3 separate regions of the Mus musculus genome follow, and regions 1 and 3 are each linked to region 2. Evidence: chromatin loops called from intact Hi-C (ENCODE). Cell type or tissue: left cerebral cortex. All regions are shown on one strand. Each heading gives the region's core, and the rest is flanking DNA. Links, peaks and the distances in the headings are about the cores only.

Evidence for each region. Hi-C counts contacts between places; a loop is a spot of excess contacts. Peaks named below come from ENCODE experiments on the same cell type or tissue, not always from the same donor. Only the 100,000 strongest peaks of a DNase experiment are listed, where the experiment ranks them.
Region 1: a loop joins it to region 2, with 13 times the contacts of the local background. A loop is called at or near these places in 20 of 42 quality-filtered maps.
Region 3: a loop joins it to region 2, with 4 times the contacts of the local background. A loop is called at or near these places in 9 of 42 quality-filtered maps.

The regions. Positions count from the first base shown.
Region 1 is chr17:13,469,613-13,476,381 of GRCm38, reverse strand. No RefSeq gene overlaps it. Among named protein-coding and RNA genes, the nearest start is that of Rnu6, 41 kb to the right of the region's middle. In left cerebral cortex, for the core only: a CTCF peak has its summit at 3,772 (motif pointing left); DNase peaks (open chromatin) are centred at 1,105, 1,430, 1,874 and 3,744; H3K27ac peaks cover 808 bases.
Region 2 is chr17:13,828,194-13,833,193 of GRCm38, reverse strand. Afdn (afadin, adherens junction formation factor) reads right to left here. Exons shown (of 33, transcript NM_010806.1): 10 at 4,171-4,265; 11 at 3,062-3,324; 12 at 757-826. Among named protein-coding and RNA genes, the nearest start is that of Tcte2, 69 kb to the right of the region's middle. In left cerebral cortex, for the core only: a CTCF peak has its summit at 2,333 (motif pointing right); a DNase peak (open chromatin) is centred at 2,340.
Region 3 is chr17:13,673,338-13,680,106 of GRCm38, reverse strand. Gm24867 (a small nuclear RNA gene) reads right to left here and starts at 4,729; the gene lies at 4,625-4,729. In left cerebral cortex, for the core only: a CTCF peak has its summit at 3,987; DNase peaks (open chromatin) are centred at 2,470, 2,656, 3,429 and 3,704; H3K27ac peaks cover 657 bases.

The sequences.
Region 1 (6,769 bases), core at 1,098-6,097, 360 kb after region 2:
ATGCATTTTTGTCTATTCATTAAAAAAAAGAAAAAAGAAACTGCTAAGCTCTGTGAATGTACTGTTGTCCAGTAAATCAGACACTGTGGAAAACATACCGGTGTGTTTATTGGCATTGCATGATCACGACAGGCAGCAAGAAGAGCTCCGTGTGGGCACGAAGGAGATGGGGAATACGAGACGATCAGTGCCAGGGTGTCTAGGCACACCAGAACTTGAGGGGGCACATAGATTCTCCCCTAATGCCTCCAGGTGTGCAGCCTTGCCAGCACCCAGATTTCTGCCCAGTGACAGAGTTATGGGCCTCTGGCTTGAGAGAAAGGGTCCTTCTGCCCTGTCTGCCCAGACCTCCAGGTGCTTCACGGTGTAGCCATCGGACCTAACACACTTGGGACTTGACTTTCACAGTCTAGCAACAGAAAGGAGTGTCATTTAGTTTCCAAGTAATTGGAGGTTATTCAGAGTTCCATTACAGATTGCAAATTTAGTTCCCATGTGTGCGTTTGGTGTCAAGATCTAATCCATGGCTTTGTGCATTCTAGGGAATTGCTCTACCACAGGGTGGGTATGCCTCCAGTTGGAGGAAGCACCCTGTGTGTGATCTTGGTTCTGGTCACTGTGTAGACTTGATTTAAAGTCCAAAGTATGGCCTGTTTTGATCCATGTTCCATGAGCATCTGGAAATCATTGCAGTCTGTACCATGGACTTAGCAGGCTGCTAATGTCCACTAGGTCAGGTTGGCTTGTGGAGTTTCCAGAGTCCTCTTTCCTGGCTTCTTTTCTCTCTGGCAGAGATGAGAAGGGAGCTTGATGAAGCTGTGGCTTTATCTCTTTTCTTTCTCGTTGGTGGTTTTTTGTTTTGTTTTGAATAGTTATTTATTTTATGTGAGTATTCTATCTGTATGTACTTCTGCATGCCAGAAGGAGGCACCAGATACTTTATAGATGATTGTGAGCCACCCTGTGGTTGCTGGGAATTGAACTTAGGACCTTGGGAAGAACAGCCAGTGCCCATAACCACTGAGCCATCTCTCCAGCCCTCTCACTGGAGTTTATTCATGAGCTTTGGAGCTGTTAGTGAGCACTTCTATCTATAAGTAGTAAGTGGCCATGCCCAGGCTTCCATTCATCTCTCATGCTTCTGAATTGAGCTTATTTGGATCTTTAAGTCTAGACTGGCAGCTCAATATTACATATTTATTTCTGGGACTCACAGACAGCTGCTAACACACAGCAATCAGACCGAGAGTGGACACTGCCTCATTCCCAGGACCGGGGACAGCAGGGATACCCTGGAGCTTGGTTAGTAGCTACTTGTGGTTCCTTCTTCCATGGGCAGTGCCCCAGTAGGCACGTGTGGGCGTGGCTCCAAAATACCCAGGATGTTCTGCATCATATCCATCCTATCAGACATCTGCGTGCGACGCAGGGTGACACAGAGCTCTGACTCAGGACCAGCAGCAGCCAGTCAACCTTCATGACTTTCCTCTCCTCTGGCTTGGTGGCAGTGGGAGGTCCTCTACTGAGACGGGGAGCCTAGGAGAGAACTGGGGGGGGGGGTGAATAGTTGGCAGGCACTGGGGGAAATGGGTGTGCCATCATGTTAGTCACTGCTAAGGAAACGTGCGTGTTCCCAGACTCACTGGACCAATACACCCTGTTTATAACCATCGTGGGAGACTAATTTGACTTGGAACTTTTTTTTTTAAGGGAAGAGTTAGGAAAAGACTGGAATTTGGAGCTGGACTCTCCATCTCTGAGTGTTTTACTTTTGGGTGGGCGATATGCTTTACTGAATAATCACTCTGTGTGTGGGTGGTCAGACAGTTTTCTTCTCCGCTCAAGTCCAACAATAGTTTGACTGAGTGTGAAATTCTCACATTCCTATTCTTTCCCTCGAAGTCTCTATAATCACTGCTTCTAAATTTAGTGTGGCAACTGGGACTTCCATGTGGGCTCGAATCTCCTACCTCTGCGAGCTTCTTCCCTTATCAGGGGACCCAACAGCTTCTTTTGTCTCCTGCCTAGGGAGAGGGAATGGTCCTGCTTGCATAAATGTGTGTCTCCCATAGATGTCCTCCATTCTCTGTGAAGACTGTCTTCCCTTGTCTTAGGGGATTTCTCTCTCAGTCAGAGTTGGCCTCTTCAATCTCCACATGGTTGTGCTTTCTAAGTATATGGCTGAAACTGCGCTTCAGAGAAGCCACCAGAGACTTGCTGGCATCAGATCATGAGCATGTACTGTGACTCTGGATTGGGGGGGGGGGGGCTGCCTGAGGCTGCAAGGGTGTGACCTTGTTCCCTGGGTCTGTAGTACTATCAGCGGTTACTGCAGTTGCTTTGTCCTAATATTGATGGAAATCAGTTCATTTTAATTTTTTTTGAGAGAAAGTTGCCAGGCTGCTGTGGAGTCCAAAACCCCCTGGTCTTAGCCCCAGGTAAAAGCTGTCAAGCCGGACTGGATACAAAGTTTGCAAGCCATGAGTGGAACTACAAGTGTCCCTAAGACCCAATGTCACGGCCACCCCTCACCTCCACCCTATTCAGTTGACCAAAGTCAATGAGGAAGGGCCAGAAAACAAACTCAAAATGGGGAGCAGTCACCCCCAGTCACTTGGCCAAAGTGGTAGCTTGAGCCCTGCAGCAGACTACTGACGTGCCAGTGAACAGTGGGTTTCCTGACCCTTCGTCTCTTAGTTATCTCTTTCTCCCCATTATTAGACATTGGGAGTTGATCCAGGAATATAAATATGACCTATAACTAGCTTCATTAATAGCAAATAGTGCAAAATCTAGTTTTCAGGTCCAGGCAGAGTTTGGGGAAATAGGCTCTGTCTTGGGTACTGCCAAACTCAAGTAGGTAGAGTGTTCTGAGCATGCCCATAGGAGGACAGGTGCCCTCTTACCTGCTGACACTGACCGTGGGTACAAAACACTTTATACCAAGCCAACCTAGGTAGGCCCTTGACACCAACGCTGAGCCATTCATTGAGGCAGCCGTGTGGGGGACTACCAGTTGAAGCTGATGAACTGAAGCAGAGTGTAAATGAGGTTCATGCTAGATTTATAAAGCTTCAGAATTAAATGTAACTGTGGCCTGCCATTCCTAACGTATCAAAATGGCCATGTTCTGATATATCCGGTTACATAAACTGTTTCTTTATAATTAATTTTATCTGTTGCTGTTTAATCTCTTGCCCTGCCTCTAAGGAGCAGGGAGAACAGTGTGCCTCAGGGATGGTCTCCTCTGGACACTGTCCAGCTGCTAGCGTGGCCACAGAGTTCTTGTTTGAGCAGCCAGTCTTTCTGTCCTGTTTATCTGCTTGGCCTTTTATTGTGTTTTGTCTTATTCTGTTTTCTCAATGATGCATTAAACAAAATCCTTTGTCTATTAAGTGCAAAGGAGGAATACTTTGGTGAGGAGAGAGTTAAAAAGCAGCCCTAACTGGTGTCCTCTAGACTTCCATAGCACCGTGTCTGTACCTCTGTCCACCAACACTGTAGCGCCTCCACAATGCTCATCAGAGAGGGCTTTCCAGCAAGTGAGACAGTCAGCCTCTGTCACTAGAAGCTATGCCCTGCTGACCAGCCAGGCAAGTAAGGAAGCTCTGTCTAAACACTGGAGCTTAGTAAGTAAATTAGGTGATGGCCGGGAGTCCCAAAGGACATGCCTGTTTCTCCTATGACCGCAGTGCAGCATCTTCTATCTCTCCATGCTTCTCAAGGAAACATACATTTGCAATGACATGTTGTAGCGCCATCTTGTGGTCATTCCAGTTACCAACATCCAGCTACTTCCCGGTGGTCCATACAGCAGTCATTGTGGCCAAAGCAGGCTCCTGGAGCTGTCTTCATGTTTCTTTGTCCCCCTTGGTGAGGTTTTTTGATCCGGAACTGGACCCTCAAAGCAACTGGTCTTTCACAGTTAAAAGGTCACAGGGTCCCTGCCCTCACAACCATCTCCTTCAGAGGAAGCCACACCAGACTGCTAAGCATGAATTTCCGTTTCCAAAAACAAAATAACAAAGTTTTCAGAGCCTTTAACAATGTTACAAAGTACAAGCTTTAGAGGCAAAATCAGTTCTTGGGTGTGATCAAACCAAGACAAGGCCAAGATGTGATCGCTGGCCTCTTCCTGGGGTTTTATCAACCTGTCTTTGAAAGGCCCTCTGTCCTGTGGGATAAGGTCCAGTTATCTCCCAGCCTTTGCAAGTAACTTTGAAAGAGGGTATAGACCCGCCATTGTCTATATCGGGGATGATTTGAGAAGGAAGGGGAGGACCCAGGAAGGAGAGGGCATTGACCATGGCCCACTTCCTATGGCCCTGCATGATGAAGCCTGGACTTCAGCCCATCCCCTCCCTTCCAAGTTGCCGTCTCTACTTTCTACCACTCAAACTCTTGAATTTTAAAAACAGTAGAGCCTACTCCACTGCCCATGAAAACACCCTTATGCCACCAAAGACCTTGGGAAAGCATGACATCCCCCACCCCCACCCCCGTGTGCTTCACTAGAGTCGCTCAGCCTCTCACCCTCCTCCCTTCATGCTCACTGCCAAGGCCCTGCCCAGCCCTGTCCAGCAAATGACCACATCACCTGCTTGGCTAAGGAAGGGGGGGTCACACCAAGCCAGAGCTTTGGCCCCCTCTTTTGCACCCCATCTCTCTAGCACCTCCTCCTGTTTCCACCCTCCTCTACACGTTCTGCCTCCACCAGATGTATTTACAGTTTCTCATTGTCTCCATCTTTCATTCTTTTCCATCTTTAGTTTAGTTCAACTGTATTTCTGCTGACCTTAAACTGGGCATCCAGCGCCATCTTAGGTTGCTAGTGGCCTCTATCACCTTACACTGATCAGAGCGAGCTCCTGAACTTAACCCTCATAGTCTCACAGCTACACTTGCCCTCAGTGAGCCAGGCAGTCACTTCACAGGCCACATTCCTACTGAGCCAGGCTGCCATCTTACTCAGGAGTTATTACTGATCCAAACATTCCCTTTGTTAGATTCTTTGAAGCACGTTCATCCTTGTGTGTCCAACACGCAGCAGGGGCCTGGGAGCCAAAGAGACATGAGATATTTGCTTCACCCCTTGCATTTCTAAATAACTACATTACCTATCAAGGATGGGGGTGGTACACGAAGCTAAATAAATCTTGAATAAAAATATACACCTTTGCCAGAAATCCAGAGTTATTCAGGATAATCCTGTTCTTCATCTGACGAGATGGCACTTACTTCCTACTAACACTGACCGGCTGTGGGAAAGCCATGCATATTTTTTTTCCCATTTTCCTGACAGTGTGATAGACTGAGCGGAGCCTGCCAACCTGACGCCAGTGCAAATTAAACTCACATCTTGATTGTCTCGGCTACATTCTATGTGGTATAGGAGGGAAAATGAATAAATCAACTCAACCGGTGGACAAACGTCTATTTGTAAGTGGATCCACGAATTTTAAAACTAATGAAAATGAATAAAAACATAACATGGGGAAGAGTACTGTGCTTCTGAGCAATATCAAGGTGTGAGAAATTTCACCAATTTATCACATTCATGATGAGAAGTCCCCAGATTCTCTGTGGGACTGCAGAAAAGCCATTTGATAAAAGTGCATAGCGTTTTGTAATTAGAACACTCTAAGTAGGAAATAAATATGACTTCTCGTGCGGGTAAGAGTCTGTAGCCAGCACCTGTAGGGCAAGCCGGAGACAGAGCAAGGCCTGCTGGGAACAGTGAGGACTAGAAGCAAGAGGTAAAGCGGGTTATATCAGATTTAGTAAAGCCTGTCTATCAGTTGAGGACTGATAGACATGTAGATACTTTGTAGATACTTCCCAGTCTTTGCTATGAAAAATCCTGTTACAAAGAAAAGGCATTGTGTGCACATCATTTTGAGGGAGTGAAACAGGAATATATTTAAGGTGGGGCAGTGGGAACAGCTGCTTTTCTTTTTTTAAACTTTTTATTGATTCTTTGTGAGTTTTATATCATGCACCCCGGTCCCACTCATCTCCCCATTTCTTCATATCTGCCCTTGGCCCTTACAACTTTCCCCACAAAACACGTAAGCAAGCAAACAAAAGAAAACAAAACAAAAACGCATAGGAAACATCTCATCATGGAAGCTGTAGGGTGTCACAGCACATCCCACATTATACCCCTCTGTCCACACGTCGTCACTGGCAAATTTTCATTGCAATGAGTCATTGGTCTGCTTCCAAAACTCTGGCTTCTGTGACACCTCCTTCCATTTTATCCTGTTGTTGTCCTGTGTCATGGAGATCCTGCAGCTTTGGAACAGCAGGACTGTCCCTTTCACAAGTCTCAACCATTCACGGGTAGTATAGATTTGGGGGTGGGCCAACTCAGAGCCCTGGATCCTGGCCTGGGTAGTAGCTGAGCCGGTCAGCCACAGGTTCTCGCTTACCTACACCACCAGGGCAAGCTCTCCAGCATTGCTCTGGTTAGGCCACCCAATGGTACCATCAGCAGGAATCAGGGGCAGCTCTCCTGCTCTTGTGTCCTCAGGGCCAGCTCACCTGCACTCAGGTGCAAGGCAAGCTCCATTGTGCTGCGCAATCAAAGTTCAGGGTCCACTCTCCCAAGTGCTGCAGCTTACAAGGGATTGGGGCAGCTCGTGGGATGACCTTTTTAAGTCAAAGAGGGCATGTATGTGCAATATGTAAGTGGTACGGATTGCTTGCCTGTGTGTGCACCCGCCCACAGTTCTCCAGCAGAGTGCAAATTGGTGCACATGGCTCACTG
Region 2 (5,000 bases), core at 1-5,000:
AGTTGCATTATGGTATCAAAAAAAAAAAATCAACAAAACAAGAACACAGTTCAAGGAGACCTCTTCCCTCTAAATCTGGCTCTGATTTGCTTTCAATAAAAGGCAGAGAAAACAGCGCTACACCAGCCCTGAGCCTAACCCATGAAAACAGCTGTGAATTCAAGGTCCTACAGAGAGGCAGGGTGGGTAGTCCCACAGTGTGACCTCTGATTCACCTGCTAGCTCACTGCACTCACAAGAGGAACCAGGAACATGACTAGTAAACCAACTGCCCTAGGAAACTCAAGCCAACTTGTCAGTAAATGAAGGGATTGCTGTTTAAGCTCAACAAGTTTTGCAGTGAGTGTAATCCAGGAATAGATCACCAAAATGAAGAGAGAAATGACTTGTCTATACAAGAGCAAAGAATGACTGTCGGAGGTGAGTACCCAGCTGAGATCTAGGACTTGTACCCAGTGAATAAAGTAGCAAAAGTCCATTATCCTCAGCATGATGGCCACAGCGGTTAGTTACACACAGAGCACAGGCAAAGCACATACTCCAAATGAAAGAGAAAGTACTAGATTCTGACCTCAGGACAAAAGGAACAGCTAGCTACCTTTCATTTAAGCATCACTGTGTGAACAGATAGAAAAGAGTGGGTTGCAGCAGAGAGAGGCCACTGTGAAGTTGTCTTTACAAAGGAGTGTCTGTTCTTGGGTGTCCTAGAACATCGAATCCAAGGGATGGTCAGGTCATGAGTCTGTAAATACCTACCCTGCTTGCCGGCAATGCTGTCCCACTGTGGACATCTCCTCCCAATTCAAAGGTTGTCTCCTGAACAGCTCTATGGAGATGAAAAATAAACATAAAAATTAAACTTCAACTGACAAGGTAGTACTCTTAATACAGCAAGAACAGATGAGTATTTCAATATTCAAATATCATTAATAAATTCATTTACTTTGGCACACAGACTTTAAAAAGTGACAATAAATATGTGAACTTTTCTTAATTAGGAAGCATATCAAAAAAACTCTCATGGTCCTATTTTTAAAACCAGATGTTAACAACAAAAACAAAATATTGAGACTAAAGAGCTGGCTCTAAGGTTAAGAGCATCTGCTGAGTTTGGGTCCCAGAACCCACGTGGTAGATCACAACCATCTATATCTCCAGCTTCAGGGGATCTAATACAGTCTTCTGACTTCTGTGGGCATCAAGCACACACATGCTATACATGAGCGCAGGCAAAACACTTACTCAAAATAATAATAAAATAATAATAATAAAAAAATCACATTTTCAACATGGACAAAGGTGAGATAAGCAAAACGATATTCTTTGGAACAAACACAGTAAATACAACACCCTGGTCCCAACCTAAGGGGAGAAGGAGCCTAAGGTGCCTATAAGCCATCAAAAGCAAAGATATGGCTATTTCTGGATTGTTCTAACATCTAAGAACTACATGGTTTAATTTCAAAACTTCATCTAGAGACTGAAACAAGGAAATAATGTAGAAATTCAAGCCATTTTTATTAGAAATTCCTCTACAATCGTCTAAGAAAATAAAATCTGTTGTGATGTAAAACAGTTACCATGCTCTGAATAATAGCTTCTTACTAAGAAGTTCAAATGCTTTTACTAAAGGCTAATCATTCACTTTCTGCATGTAACTGTCTGTAAGACATCAGTTTGGGGTTTTGAGGGCTGTGTGATAATACACTGATTCATGAATTATTTACCTATCTAGTCATTATCCATCGAGCACCTATGTGTTATTATTGTGTTCTGAATCCTAAGAAAGGTGTGATTTGTATAGCCAAAGGTCATAACATGATGGCATCTAAGTCAGTATAAAGTCACTCTGGACTTGGGCTAGATTCCTGCCTACATGTGGTACACACACCCAAGTACATACATTACAAAAAAAGTAATAATAAACAAACAAACAAACAAACAACTTGAGGTGAGAAGCTATTCCAAAGTGTCCTATCTGTGAAGGTGGCCAGTGGTCTCTGTAGTAGATGGACCTCTGTGAATCTGAGGCCAGCCTGGACTACATGGTTGAGTTTCAGGCCAGGGCCATGCAGAGACTACCAATACAGGTATATAGGTTGGTCTATTTGTATACTCTTTGGCAGAAAGTTTCACTTCTGTGGACTCAGAAGTTTGTTTTAAATACCATGAAGAGCCATGGCACCTATTTTTCCAAAAGATACTTTATTAACATATAAAATAGATAGCAAAATAGCTAAACAGTGTATGTTTTCAAAATTATCACTAAAGGAAAAGTCACTCTTCTCCAGAAGAATGCTCATTAGTAGACCACACTGCAAGACCTCAGGAAAACACTAGGTGGAGCTAAAATGCTCTGAATTCCTAAACAGATTCCCCCTTGCATTACCATGGTTCTCAGGGAGAAGAATATGAAGGAGGAAAATACATCAAGGAAAGATTTTGAAATACTATTAGTTACATAGGGTGATGGTTCACACAAAAAGAGATCAACTTAAAAACCAATTTCAAGATAAAATCAGAATCTACGTGTTTGCTCCAAAACCAATCCAAATTTGTGATATAAACTCCCATTTCATAAAATGCACTGATCTTCAAAAAAAATTATTTTAAATAGGTGAGTGATTAGCCTGCATGTATATATGTGCAACATGTGTGTGTATAATGCCCACATCAGGACCCCTAGGGCTGGCACTACAGACAGTTATGAGCTGCCTGATTTAGGTGCTGGGAACCAAACTGGGATCATCTGTAAGATCAGCAACTGTTTTTAAGCACTAAGCCTTATCTCCAGACCCTTCTTCACCTTGATCTTTTAAAACTGAAAATTTAAGGATGGGGAAAATGGCAGGCTGACAGCCTGAGTTTGATCCACAGGACCCACAAGTAGGAGAACCTACTCCTGTGAGGTATCCTCTCAACTCCAAAAGGAACAGACGCAGACACACATACAGAAAATTTAAACTAATGTAATAAACTCTAAGTAAAGATATTTCCATCTAATTGAAATTACTTTACAGCCAAACACTCTAAAATCCTTAAGCTGATCTATCACATTCACCCAGGTTTATGTCTTGGGCCCTTGACCATCAGGCCTCCATCCACAGATCTCTTGGAAAGAACGTGGTCCTGGATGGGGTCCACAAACTTAAACACATGCGAGGTGCCAAACTGCAGTCTCATGCCACTCTGCAGCATTGTGGTCTCTGAGATGCGCTGACCATCCACGTAGGTCTCTGCATCCATACTTCTGGGTGTCACAGTGACCACTCCATCCATGTTGGTGAGATCACAGTGATGGGGCTGAATTCCGGGGCCAAACAGCTAAGAAGAGAAGGAAAAGAGTTCCATCATGAAGCACTCAATGTGTAGAGTTCTGTTATGACGAATGCAGTCTAAGAAGCCCTCGGTTCTCTGGTTTCTTAAGTGGATTTCTCTCTAATAGTGTAAAACCATGTCAGGACAGCTGAACACTGTTAACATCTAAAAACCTGTTGTAAGGCAGGAACATTGTAACTCTGTTTTACTAATCATATGATGGCCTGGGGAAGTAGTTCAATAGTTATGATCCTTAACGATTTGTATGAGGTCCTGAGTTCCAACCCTAGAATACACACACACACACACACACACACACACACACACACACACACACACACACAGAGGGAGGGTGAGGGGAAGGGGGAGGGGGAGGGAGAGGGGGAAAAAAGGGAGAGGGAGAGGGGGAGAAGGGGAAGAGGGGGAGAGGGGAGGGGGGAGGAGGAGAGGAAGAGGGGGAGAGGGAGGGGGAGGGGGAGAGGAAGAGGGGGGAGGGGGAGGGGGAAAGGGGGGAGGGGGAGAGGTAGCAACATTTCCACTGTATCTCCACTATCCTGAAACAGACCTATAAGTTGCTATCAGCACCTTCACTTTCTAGTCAGAAGTAAAAACTCAGAGAAGAATGTCACAACCAGTCATGTTTCCGTGTATCCCTTCTGGATACAGACAAGTCACGTTCTCTCCAAACTAAATCAGAGAAGTGAGTCAGAGAGGATGAGCGGCATATTCAAATACAAAGGCTGCCTGTCACCTTCATCCATTCCCTTGCAGCTGGTTCCTTGATGAGTGCTTACTAATTACTGATAGGAGGAACAACCTTAAAACGCTTAGACAGCAGGCATGATCAAGTACCTGGATAGAATTGTCATCAAATTTCTCTGTCCCAACTTCAGTCACACTTAATTGAAGGCGGTATAACTTTGGCTTGTCTCTGGAGTCAGAGCCATCTGTGAGAGGGAAGAGAAGACACAGAGCTCCGTTTGTCAAGTCTGATGTTCTTATGCTTGAAACAAACAAGTTTCTCTTACTAAGGCTAGCACGGTTTAACTTCTCAGGATTTCTTTCCAGAGTTGATGTTGCAGTGAAACTTAACCAGATACAGAAGCCAAGCAGCTCCTGCTGGAATAGAATGTACAGTGTCACTGATTCCAATACTTTCTTTTTTTGTTGTTTGGTTTTTTGAGACAGGGTTTCTCTGTGTGGCCCTGGCTGTCCTGGAACTCACTTTGTAGACCAGGCTGGCCTTGAACTCAGAAATCCACCTGCCTCTGCTGGGATTAAAGGCGTGTACCACCACGCCCAGCTACCAACACGTTCTAATTACAAGTTTTCCTACATGCTCTCCTAACGTCCCCTTACTGACTCTGAGGATGGAACTGCACTGAGAACACAGAGTAAGGCCACATAAGCCATTAATTACTTCAATGCTGTGCCTTTGTTGGACAGAAGTACCACGCACCCTTACAGTGCACAGCACAATATAGCTGGTGGGGCATAACAAGGCTTTTAACTGTGCAACCCAGATCTCCTGAACCACAGACCTAGGAGTAAGTCTCATGTGATTCCAATGTCTACCACTGATAATAAATGCTGATGAAATGTTTAACCCCCTTGAGAAGAACGGAGTCGAAGACAGAAAAGAGATTTTGCTTTTTTTTTTAATTGGTTCTTTTAGAATTTCA
Region 3 (6,769 bases), core at 1,091-6,090, 150 kb after region 2:
TGCACTTCGGGGGCTCTTTGTTCCTTGAGAGGCATGGAGGACTATGCTCCAGTGACTGGGAAGGAAGAACATGCCAGCCCCACGCGCTTCACCTAGCCCACAAGGACAGCCCGTACGCAGTGTTCACACAGCATGTGGTCTGTGGTCATTCCTGGCAGCCAAGGTTTGGGAAAAGCAGCCTCTGCCTGGGTCTGCCTCTGTTCTCTGCTCACAGCTCTCCACCCCTGCCAAGGAGACTGTGGTTGCTAGCAGCTGTGGACACTTTCCCACAATGCAGTTCTTCGTGATGTCTGCTAAGCTGGGGGGGGGGGGGTCTTCTCTGAAGCCCTGATTCCTCACTCTGACTTTCCCACCCTTTCTTCCTTGACTTTTCTCAAGGGAGAGAAAGGAGAATGGATACATCTATCCATCTATCTATCTATCTATCTATCTATCTATCTATCTATCTATCGACAACTGAAGATGGGAAAAGGGTAATTTTTTTAAAAAAAGCTAATGACCCTGTGTATTTAGTTTATGTGGGATTCTGTTCTGTTTTATTGTTTGAGCTGTCTGTCTTAACGTCACTATCAAACTATTTGAATTATTATAATTTTGTAATATATCCTTAGTCCAATAGTGCTATCCAATTTTACTTTTTTGGGTTAAGAGCGCTTTACTATTGAGTTTTTTTTCTTTTTTTTTTAAAGTTTCCCTATGAATTTTAGGACTTTATTATATCCATAAAAATATTATTTGAAATTTGATAGAAAATGCATTGAATATAGTGGTGGTATTGCACTGGGTAGTGTGGACACTCTAAAAAGTATTATTTCTTCTAACCAATTAAAATGAGATAATTTACACTTGGAACAACATTATGAACTAACCAGTACCCCTGAGCTCTTGACTCTAGCTGCATATGTATCAAAAGATGGCCTAGTCGGCCATCACTGGAAAGAGAGGCCCATTGGACACGCAGACTTTGTGTGCCCCGGTACAGGGGAACGCCAGGGCCAAAGGGGGGGAGTGGGTGGGTAGGGGAGTGGGGGTGGGTGGGTAAGGGGGACTTTTGGTATAGCATTGGAAATGGAAATGAGCTAAATACCTAATAAAAAAAAATGAAAAAAAAAAAAAAAAAAAAAAAAAAAAAAAACAAAACAAAACAAAACAAAACAAGAAAAAAAAAAAAAAAAAAAAAAAAAAAAAGAAAAAAGGATAGACGGGAGAGATGGCTCAGCAGTTAAGAGCACTGACTGCTCTTCCAGAGGTCCTGAGTTTGATTCCCAGCAACCACACGGTGGCTCACAACCATCTGTAATGGGATCCAATGCCCTCTTCTGGTGTGTCTTAAGAGAGAGACAGTGTACTCATATACAAAATCTTGAGAGAGAGAGACAGACAGACTCATGACTGAAGTTAAGGAGACTTTGGAGGAAGTAGTTATGTATTTATATATAATTGATAATTTGTATTTAATTGACAGAGCCATTTCTTTTGCTCTGATAGGTGAACAGCATGAGGCAAGGCATGCAATTTCAGGACTTTCTGTCCCTTGTTTCTCTGTATAGTGTTTTGTTGCCTTGAGGCAGTGACTACCGCTGGGGTTAAACCCAGGGCTTGGTTTTATGCTATGCCTATATGTTTTCATCATCCTAAGACATCTTATCTCCCCTCGACCTGCCTGCCTGCTGGGTTAGCACTGTGTTTGTATTTTTAAACAAATCATTATGGTCCACTCTCAAAAGGAGGCACATTGTTGGTTATCAGAATCACAAATATGAAGGAGACACTGGACGACTGTCTCCCCAGCCGACGGCTGGTATCTGCCTGTCCTGCTGCCCTCAGTTCATCCTAGGCTGAAAAGTTACTCGAAGTCTGCTGTACAGTTGAGTCCATGTGTCAGAAAGGGAGGGAGTCTCCAGTCTCTGAATACATAGCAAACTAGGCTTCATTCACATTCTCAACGTGGAAATCTATAGGAGGTGCAGTCTGCCCAGTTTCTCGTCCCTCTCGGAAATGTTCAGGCAATGAAGAACTCAGGGGCAGGGGGAAATACAGTTAGGAACACGGGAAGCACTGTTTTGTACCAAACTGTTGTACCAGTCTTTCATGGTGATGCCTCTCTTTGCAAGGTTGAAAAATCAAACAGCCCGGTTGCCAGTACTCTTATTGTGAAATGAGGACCGTTGTTTCTGGTGGCTCACACCCTCTTTGTTCCTTTCCTTTCCCAACTTTAGCCTCTTCCCTTTGTCCTCTCCTCCCGCTTCCCTTTCTCCCTCTTCTAACATCCCTCCTCCATCTCCCCCCCTCAGTTTCTCTCCCTTTCCCTTCTTTCTCTCCTCCCCTCCCCTCCCCTCCCCTATTCTTCTGTATCTACCACTTTAAATCATGGTCTGAAGCCTCAGTTCATACTAACTTGTAAAGCTGTGCTTGGCAGTATTCTTGAGACAGGCTGCATCAGACTAGGAACAGCAGCTCTGGGGGTTTCTCTGGGGGGCTTTGGTGGCACTTCCCATTCTCTGTCACAGGACAGCAGCAGGAGCTTCCAGGTCTGATGCTGCTCCTCATCCTGGAGTCTAGGTCACCTGAGGCCTGAATCCAGGTTTTTTTTTGTTTTGTTTTGTTTTTTGCTGCGTTAACATTACACTTCCTCTCTTCCTTCACACTTGTCTCTGCAAATAGACTCTGGAGTCATTCTGCCCACAACGTCTGAGATTCAGTATGCTTGGTATTTCAAAATGGATTTATCTGGGTTTGGTGGAAAGGCTCTGACATCCAGCTACTTGGGAAGCCGATACAAGAGTACAGTCAAGTTCACAGCCATCTTGGGTAACTTAGTGAGACCCTGTCTCAGAATAAAAAAGTTAAAGGGTGTGTGTGTGTGTGTGTGTGTGTGTGTGTGTGTGTGTGTGTGTGTGGAGGGGTGTGGTTCAGTACAGAACACATGCTTGGCGCATGCTTAGCATACATAAAGTTCCAGGCTCAATCCCTGGTACCACAAATACTGAGATAGAATTAAATAGGGCTATAGGGAGTTTGGTGACTGAAGGCCTCCTCAAAGATCAAATGAGGTTTAGAAAACAAAACAGAGTTATAGGCGAGGCAAAACATTCAGGTGGATTGGCTCTTCTCTCCTTATAACTAAGCTTTGAATCTGGAATGGATGACCCAACGTTATTCTTATAAAAGGTGTGCGAATGAACCCTATGGGATGATAACAGACCAGCATGGTGAGTGCTGTTTAGGTCTGAGCTTTGGCCAGTGGGTGTTGGTGGGAACATTCAGTCAAAGACTCTCCCTTCAGATCTGGTGCTCTCTCTAAGCCTAGAGCTGGGCCACATGCACACAGCAGCTTCAGCCAGTGCACTGTGATGCTGCAAACTGCAGTCTATTTTGAGTCTTTAAGTCTGTTCCCTGGCCCCTACAGGTGGGAGCCTGCAAAATTATACTTCGCTCCTTCTATGGGCGGCACCCACACCATCCTGTAGTTCAGGGTAGAAGGAAGGCTGACAAACCATCTTCACCTAAAGCAGCATGGGTGGGGAAGGGGGAAGGGTGGGGGACCAAGAGCCACAGCTCTGTTCTCTGCCGGGTAAGATGTCAAAATAGCTCATTTAAACCTGGGACAATACTTTTCCTCTAACACACACACACACACACACACACACACACACACACACACACACACACGAAGCTATTTTCTATTTAAAGTTGCTTATTCACAACTGACCCAGAAATCTGGTGAATGGTAAGTGATCCAAGAGAGAAGTTTGAAAAATTGTTCCCATGTCCTGACAGCAGCTGGTGGTCACACCCATACAATAAGCAGCTGAGGGGCTGGTGAGATGGCTCAGCAGTTAGGAGCGCTGACTGCTCTCTCAAAGGTCCTCAGTTCAAATCCCAGCAACCACATGGTGGCTCACAACCACCCGTAATGAGATCTGATGCCCTCTTCTGGAGTGTCTGAAGACAGCTACAGTGTATATAATTAATAAATAAATAAATAAATAAATATTAGAAACTATTAGAGTTTTAAAAAAAAGCAGCCTACATCGACAGGCCATGGAAAGACTGTCTTGCTGGAGACTGAGCCATGGCAGACCCACAGCAGAAGCTTAAGTGCAGACACAACCCCTGGGGACTGTGGGTTTGTTGGGAGTGCTAGTGTCCCCTATGAGACTATGGCCAGGGTACCATTTCTGGGCGCAGAGCCCTGAGCTGAATAAGGCTGCCCTGCCTTTAGCCCCTGTTTATTATGCTTTGGTATCTAGTGAGTGACAGCTTATTGCTCCCTGGAGAACTGGCTTGTGACATGGGTCTTTGTATCTTGACCTCTAGCCTTGCTAGCGAGCGGCAACCCTGTGGACTTGGGCTGAGCACAGCCTTGGATTTGAAGGGGAAGAGCAGAGACCTCACACTGTACAGAGGCCATGCCTGTCACAGGCTAGTCCTGTCCCCCAGATGAAGATCACATCGTCTGAGACAATGCCCTTTTTCTCTTTCTGAGGCTTTTGGGAGCTTCCCACGGATGGAGGTCAACTTGAGAGAAATGAGGTGTCGTGAGGCACGAGTGAAGATCGGGGTGATCCTCTCTCTGGATAGGGTTTCTAACACTGGATTCTGTTTGCTTGTTTGTTTGTTTGTTTTTATGGGGCACTTCAGGAGTTTGCAAGTCTTCCTTATACAGGGGCCATGTTAATCTTCTCTGTACTGTTCCAATTTTAGTATATATTCTCCCAAAGTGAGCAGCCCTGGATTCTGGCCTCAAGATCAGAGCTTGGATGGAGGGGAAGGAAGCATGATGCCTTAGTTTCCTTTCTTCTTTCTGCGAGAAAACACCCAACAAAGCGACTTAGGAAAGAAAGATTTACTTTGGGCTCACAGTTAGAGGAGTCACAAACCACCACGGTGGAAAAGGTAGTAGGCAGAGGCAGAGGTCACATTTTAACTGTCATTTGGCAGCAAAGAGAGTCTGGGCTGGACTGTTAAACTTCAAGGCCTGTGCCCAGTGACCCACTCTCTCCAGTGAGGCTCCACCACCTAGGGGGTTCCACAACCTCACCAGGCAGCACCACAGGCTGGGGACCAAGTGTTCAAACATGAGCCTATGGGAAAATTCTGATGCAAACCACAACACTCAGCTAAATGTCTGGATTATTCTGTGGCTAGGAAACAGTGGCAGCTGGGAGACAACCACACAGGAAGCTGGGGTGAGCAGGAGGGTGGGAGCCACTGAAAACTATAAATCCCACTGCCATACACTCCTCCTCCTAAAGAGTACATGGCAGGTGTCTCCCAGCACCAGAAGACAGGTGTCATGGAGAAGGTGTGGCCAGACCTGCTTCGTTCCTCTCCCCTTTAAGAACCGTTGTTCTTGTCTTCCTTATTCGTCTAGATTATATCATGTTGAGACCCAAAACCTCTATGTGGCTCCTTCACATACAATGTCCTACGGCCGTAGACTGTGAGTACCACCTGGTAACGTGTGAATGTGTCAGTGAAGTAAGCCACTGTTGTGAGCAATGCTTCAAGGTGCCCGAAGAACCTGAGCTACCTTTCTCTACAGGTAAACTGTACAGGTTTACTCAGGAGGGGCAGTGAGATGCCTGGCCAAGCAGCATCTCTCCTACTCTGTGGAGGGAGGAAGGCTTCAATGCAGCCAAGTGCCAGGTATGCAATGGGGGCTTCTGACAGTTTTGAGTCTCCAGGGAATGTGGGCTCACTATCGTTGTCAAGAAGATGAGGTCAACACAAGCCCTTCTACCCACTGTATATGGATGTGCATGTCCATGCCAACATCCCAGAGGACTATGGGCCCACAGAGACCCCTCACTCAGAGGTGAAGATTGTGCCTCACATAGACACCTCCTTGGAGGAACAGGTGCATGGTATTTTTCTGGAGGGGAGGGTGGCGTGAGGGGTTGCAGTGTCAGACCCAGTGAGGCCCTTCATAGGCTATGTTCAAGATCATGGACTATTTCTTCTTTCAGAAGCTCACAGTTCTGATCAAAGAATCCCTAGAGACTTTGTACACATGACAACAGCATGAACATGCCTCATTCCTATGTTCATGTGCATCGTTCATGTATGTGCATACCTCATTCATTGTAGGAAGTAACATGTACAACAGAGTGATGAGTTCTAGCTTGGAGAAGATTGTATTTAAAAGCCAAGTGTGGGCTGAAAGGATATCTGAAGGGCTGTGATGGTTTGTATATGCTTGGCCCAGGGAGTGGCACTATTAGGAGGTGTGGCCTAGTTGGATTAGGTGTGTCACTTGCCCTAGCTGCCTGGAAGCAAGTCTTAGCAGCCTTCAGATGAAGATAAAGAACTCTCAGCTCCTTCCTGCATGCCTTCTTGGATGCTTCCATGCTCCTCCTGCCTTTATGATAATAGACTGAACCTGTAAGCCAGACACAGTTAAATGTTGTCCTTATAAGAGTTGCCTTGTCGTATGTACAACATGTGTCTGTTCACAGCAGTAAAACCCTAACTAAGACAAGGGCTGAAGAGTAATAGCAAACATGGGAACCTGAGTTCAACCCCACCCCTGCTGCCACCCCTGAGACCCCAAAAGAGAGCCTGGCATAGGGATGCTCACATCTAATCTCAGCCCTGGGAAGGCAAGGGACAGGGGGACCTCTGAACTTGTTGCTGGCCAGTCCAAGACTTAAAACTCTGTCAACTTCAGGTCAACGAGAAACCTCGTCTCAAAAAACAAAGTACACAGAACTCGAAGGTGCACAGCCAAGGTTGACCTCTAGCACCTCCTGCACTTGCACATACC